2 separate regions of the Homo sapiens genome follow, and region 2 is linked to region 1. Evidence: read pairs that join two places in POLR2A ChIA-PET (ENCODE). Cell type or tissue: GM12878. All regions are shown on one strand.

The links. Peaks named below come from ENCODE experiments on the same cell type or tissue, not always from the same donor. Only the 100,000 strongest peaks of a DNase experiment are listed, where the experiment ranks them.
Region 2: POLR2A ChIA-PET joins it to region 1 with 7 read pairs; 9 of 35 experiments call an interaction of 5 or more read pairs at or near these places.

The regions. Positions count from the first base shown.
Region 1 is chr1:160,788,931-160,791,430 of GRCh38, reverse strand. It overlaps LOC105371470 (a long non-coding RNA gene), which reads left to right and starts at 1,569. Exons shown (of 3, transcript NR_188636.1): 1 at 1,569-1,636. RefSeq lists enhancers at 1,090-1,209, 1,240-1,309, 1,360-1,479 and a silencer at 1,810-2,002. In GM12878, a CTCF peak has its summit at 2,113; DNase peaks (open chromatin) are centred at 1,140 and 1,500; H3K27ac peaks cover 2,023 bases.
Region 2 is chr1:161,033,770-161,036,269 of GRCh38, reverse strand. It overlaps the pseudogene GLRX5P2. Among named protein-coding and RNA genes, the nearest start is that of TSTD1, 3.9 kb to the left of the region's middle. RefSeq lists enhancers at 105-610, 611-1,117. In GM12878, no CTCF peak of the experiment used is centred here; no DNase peak of the experiment used is centred here.

The sequences.
Region 1 (2,500 bases):
TAGCTGGGACCACAGTCATGAGCCACCATGCCCGGCTCATTTTTGTATTTCTTGTAGAGATGGGGTTTCGCCATGTTGCTCAGGCTGGTCTCGAACTCCTGAGCTCGAAGTGATCCACTTGCCTCGGCCTCCCAAAGTGCTAGGATTCCAGGTGTGAGCCACCATGCCTGGCCATGAGTTAAATCTTATTAATAGTCCTCAAGAAGGGTAGTTAAAATTTGCCTAATTTGTAAGCAGAACAGTAAGATTTGTAAGCTGAACTGAACTTAAGGCTGACTTAGGTTTTAAATTTATTTATTTAATAAATTGAATATGAGTTCTTAAAAGCAATATGGCCTATGAATAAATTTTTATGTGCAAAAACCATCTTCAAGGAAATAAATTATAAAGGAGAACTCCTAACTCTCATTGATTGGCAGGTAGTTTGCCTAGGTCACACAACTAGCAAGCAGCAGAGGCAGTATTCAAACCAGAAAGCCTCATGCCCAACACACTGTACCCAACCAGAAAGTAAAACCACCTGCATTACTTTATTTTTTATTGACATAAATTTTCTTTCCCACTAGACTGTAAGCAACACGGTTGCAGACACTTCCTTTCATCTCTGTATCCCCAGTCCTTAGCACAGAGCTTTTGTGGCACCTAGCAGGAACTCAACGAATATGCATTGAGTGAAGGAGAGAAGAGAACCCGGGGGGAACGGTATCCTGGCGTCCAGGAGGAGAGAGTATTTCAAGTGTCAAATGCCACAGGCAGTTGTATTAGCCAGGGATCTTCAGAGAAACCACACCTTGAATATATATATTGTTTCCTTTTTTCTCTTTTAATAGGAATTGGCTCACATGATCATGGAGGCTGAGAAGTCTCATGATCTGGTGACTGCAAGCTGGAGTACCAGGGAAGCTGGTGGTGTAGGTCCCGGTCTGAGTCAGAAGGCCTGAGAACTGGGAGGCTGGTAGTACAAGTGTCCTGACCCATAACCACAGGCCTGATGTCCAACAGCAAGAGGGAATGGATGTCCTAGCACCATCCTAGCCTGGGGCTTCAGGGAGGCCTTTCCCAAGGTGGTGATGACTGGAGATGGGCAATAGGAGGGTGTTAGGGTGAGGTAGATGACAGAGACTAGGGCAATCCAATCAGTAAGATGGCCTGAGGAAGTAGAGCTGCATTTACAAAAATGAGAAATCCCAAGGGGACTGCTTTAGAAGCAGTCTGTGGTGACTGGAGTCCAAGCTGTGAGACTTGGTGACAGAGTGTGGCCAGGTAGGTTGGCAAGACACAAGCCAATCATGAAGGGCCTTGTCCACAAGGACTTTGACCCCGGACTTTAGCCTTGTGGGGGTGGTACACCCCCGAGGGGTTTAAAGCAAGGCTGTGATGTCACCGGCGTTGGCTTTTAAGTAGCTCGTTCAGGCGCTTCTCATCCTTCTTTCTTTTGCGTCCGCTCATCTTCATATCTTGTGACACATAAACTACATGTGATTAAAGTGGTGACACTAAAAACAGGAACTGGTAGTAGGCTGACATTTACGCATGCATAGTCCGTCATCTGCTGCCATGTGACAAGCAGTTCTGCAGGTGCACTTTATGGCCCATTCTCTACCATGGTTGTTGCTCCTCCTTGGTCTTTTCATAGGTAAGTCCACCCCTCCACTGCCTCCCAGGCTCGTCTATTTGCTGCGTACACTGGTTTACTCTAGGAATGTGCAATTTTCATTGAGGTGCTGCCTCTATGGGAGCCAGGCTCTGTGTGTGCGTGTGTGTGTGTGTGTATGTGTGCGCACGTGCGCGTGGGTGCGTAAGTCTGTGCGCATGTGCTATAACCTCAGGTCACGCAGCTCTAGACGGTGTCCTTGTGACCCTCACATCTCTTTGACTAATGTATCACAAGGAGCCTGAGCATTTCCAGAGAGGCTGAATTGTGGAGGCATGAGATGGAGGATCAGCCACAGTCAGTTCCAAGACGCATGTAGTCTGCAGCATGTCATTTCAGTCATGTTTCCAGAGATGTCCAGGTTTTTAAAGACCTGTGGTGATGTAGTGCCTTGGGATTTGTGTTTTGTATCTGGTTCTCTTGCATCTCTTTCCCCTTCCTCCCTCTCCTGCCAGCCGCTGGGAGTCACCCTTCACCCTGAGTTGGGCCTTTCATGTCCCATAAGTGGTTTCAGTGGGGGAGCTCAAGCCTGGCACACTGGTAATTCCTGTCCCTGTGGATTCTCACTGCTCACCTCTAAGAACCTGACAGATGACAGGGGGATGGGCCTGGGACTTGGAGGCTAGGGGAACACAGATCTTGAGATATTCATGATGAGGGGACAGGTTCTGCTCTTAGTCTCCAGAGTTTCAAGCTTTCACTTTTATTCTCCATCAGGAGAAAACCAGCACGTTCTGTTCTTTTTTTTTTAATTATACTTTAAGTTTTAGGGTACATGTGCACAATGTGCAGGTTAATTACATTTGTATACATGTGACATGCTGGTGCGCTGCACCCACTAACTCG
Region 2 (2,500 bases), 240 kb before region 1:
TTTTTGGAAAATGTATTCCTTAATCTGTGGAAGAGAAGATTGAGTCAGAAATGAATCCAGTTTTCTGATTTTTCATGCCTCTGAAGAACTTCTTTCAGGCATTTCCTGCATTCCTTGCCTGTCTCTCACCTCCTTTTCTTCCCTTCTGCCTTCTCTACTATACCCAGCCCTCCTACATTCATTCATTCATTTATTTATTTTTGAGACGGAGTTTTGCTCTTGTTGCCCAGGCTGGAGTGCAATGGCGTGATCTCAGCTCACCGCAGCCTCTGCCTCCCGGGTTCAAGCAATTCTCCTGCCTCAGCCTCCCGAGTAGCTGGGATTACAGATATGCGCCACCATACCCAGCTAATTTTGTGTTTTTAGTAGAGACGAGTTTTCCCCTCCACAGGTCTTTATTATAATTTGGTTATAGCATTTTATTATTATTATTGGCATAATTTACTTAACAATAAAACGCACAATTCTTGGCCCAGTATGGTGGTTCATGCCTGTAATCCTAGCACTTTGGGAAGCCGAGGCGGGCGGATCTCTTGAGGCCAGGAGTTCAAGATCAGCCTGGTCAACATGGTGAAACCCTGTCTCTACTAAAAATACAAAAATTAGCTAGGCCTGGTGGTGCTCGCTTGTAGTCCCAGCTACTCTGGTGGCTGAGGCATAGGCATGAGAATTGCTTGAACCCAGGAGGCAGAGGTTGCAGTGAGCCGAGGTCACGAGACTGTACTCCAGCCTGGGCGACAGAGCGAGACTCTGTCTCAAAAAAAAAAAAAAAAATGCACCATTTTCTTTTTTTACCCTGTGGTTGGCAGTTTATTTTAAAAAAACAACGCCCCAGTTATCACAGTTTCTTTTTAGTCCATTTTCCATAACAAAAGAAGCTACACAAAATTTGGAGGAAGATACTGTCCTTGCAGACTGACACAGTCTGCAAGAGGGGTCATGAATAATAATGATTTCAAAGCCCCTACTTTAACTCCTGAATTGGGCAAAGAATAAATGACAATATAAGAATGAATTTTGTTTGCAACAATATCATAATATAGCATTAATTATTACAGTGCAGTGGTTGTAATTAAGTTCACAATAAAATATTCTTAACCCAAACACCAGACAAACTAAAATCACTAGACTGCTCATGAACTGAAATGATCAGTGCAAGCAGTTGTTGTCTCAGTAATGAAAACCAAAATTGGAAAGGCTTTTCTGGCAGGGAGTCTCTGACATGAACGGCCCCCTCTCTGTTCATTGAGGCCCAGGCGCCCTCACTTGGAGTCTTGGTCTTTCTTTTAATCTAAAAGGGCAGAACAGAGCCCCAGCTTTTTCAGTTCTTTCACCAGGTACCCATTCTAGTACATATGCATAAGAATGTCACAGCCCCCCACAAACTCGCCATTGAGGTATCCATTGAGGATAGTGGGCCAGTTGGAATAGTCTTTTTTGTTTTTGAGACACAGTTTCGCTCTTGTTGCCCAGGCTGGAGTGCAATGGGGCGATCTCAGCTCACTGCAACCTCTGCCTCCGGGGTTCAAGTGATTGTCCTGCCTCAGCCTCCCGAGTAGCTGGGATTACAGACATGTGCCACCATGCCTGGCTAATTTTGTATTTTTAGTAGAGATGGGATTTCTCCATGTTGGTCAGGCTCGTCTCAAACTCCCACCCTCAGGTAATCCGCCCAGTCTCAAACTCCCACCCTCAGGTAATCCGCCCACCTCAGCCTCTCAAAGTGCTGGGATTACAGGCGTGAGCCACCGCACTCGACTAGAATAGTCTTTATTTTATTTATTTATTTATTTATTTATTTATTTATTTATTTATTTATGAGACAGAGTTTCACTCTTGTTGCCCAGGCTGGAGTGCAAGGGTGCGATCTTGGCTCACCACAACCTCCGCCTCCTGGGTTCAAGTGATTCTCCTGCCTCAGCCTCCTGAGTAGCTGGGATTATAGGCATGCGTCACCACGCCCAGCTAATTTTGTATTTTTAATAGAGACGGGTTTTCTCCATGTTGGTCAGGCTGGTCTCGAACTCCCGACCTCAGGTGATCCGCCCACCTTGGCCTCCCAAAGTGCTGGGATTACAGGCGTGAGCCACCGTGCCTGGCCAAAATGCACAATTCTTAAGCATTCAATTCACTGAATTTTGAATATACTCACTTGTAACCACCATCCTAAACACAATCTTGAACATGGAAATCCCCAGAATATCTCTAGGTGGCCTTTTCTAGTCAATCCCACCCTACCCCCTTTCTAGGTAACCGCTTTATCTTTTATCACCATAAAGTAGTTTTTAGCCAGGTGTGGTGACTCACGCCTATAATACCAGCACTTTGGGAGGCTGATGCAAGAGGATTGCCTGAGGCAAATAGTTCAAGACCAGCCTGGGCAACATAGTGTGACCTCATCTCTGCAAAAAATTAGCTGGGTATGGTGGTGCACGCCTGTAGTCCCAGCTACTTAGGAGGCTGAGGCAGGAGGATTGCTTGAGACCAGGAGGTTGAGACT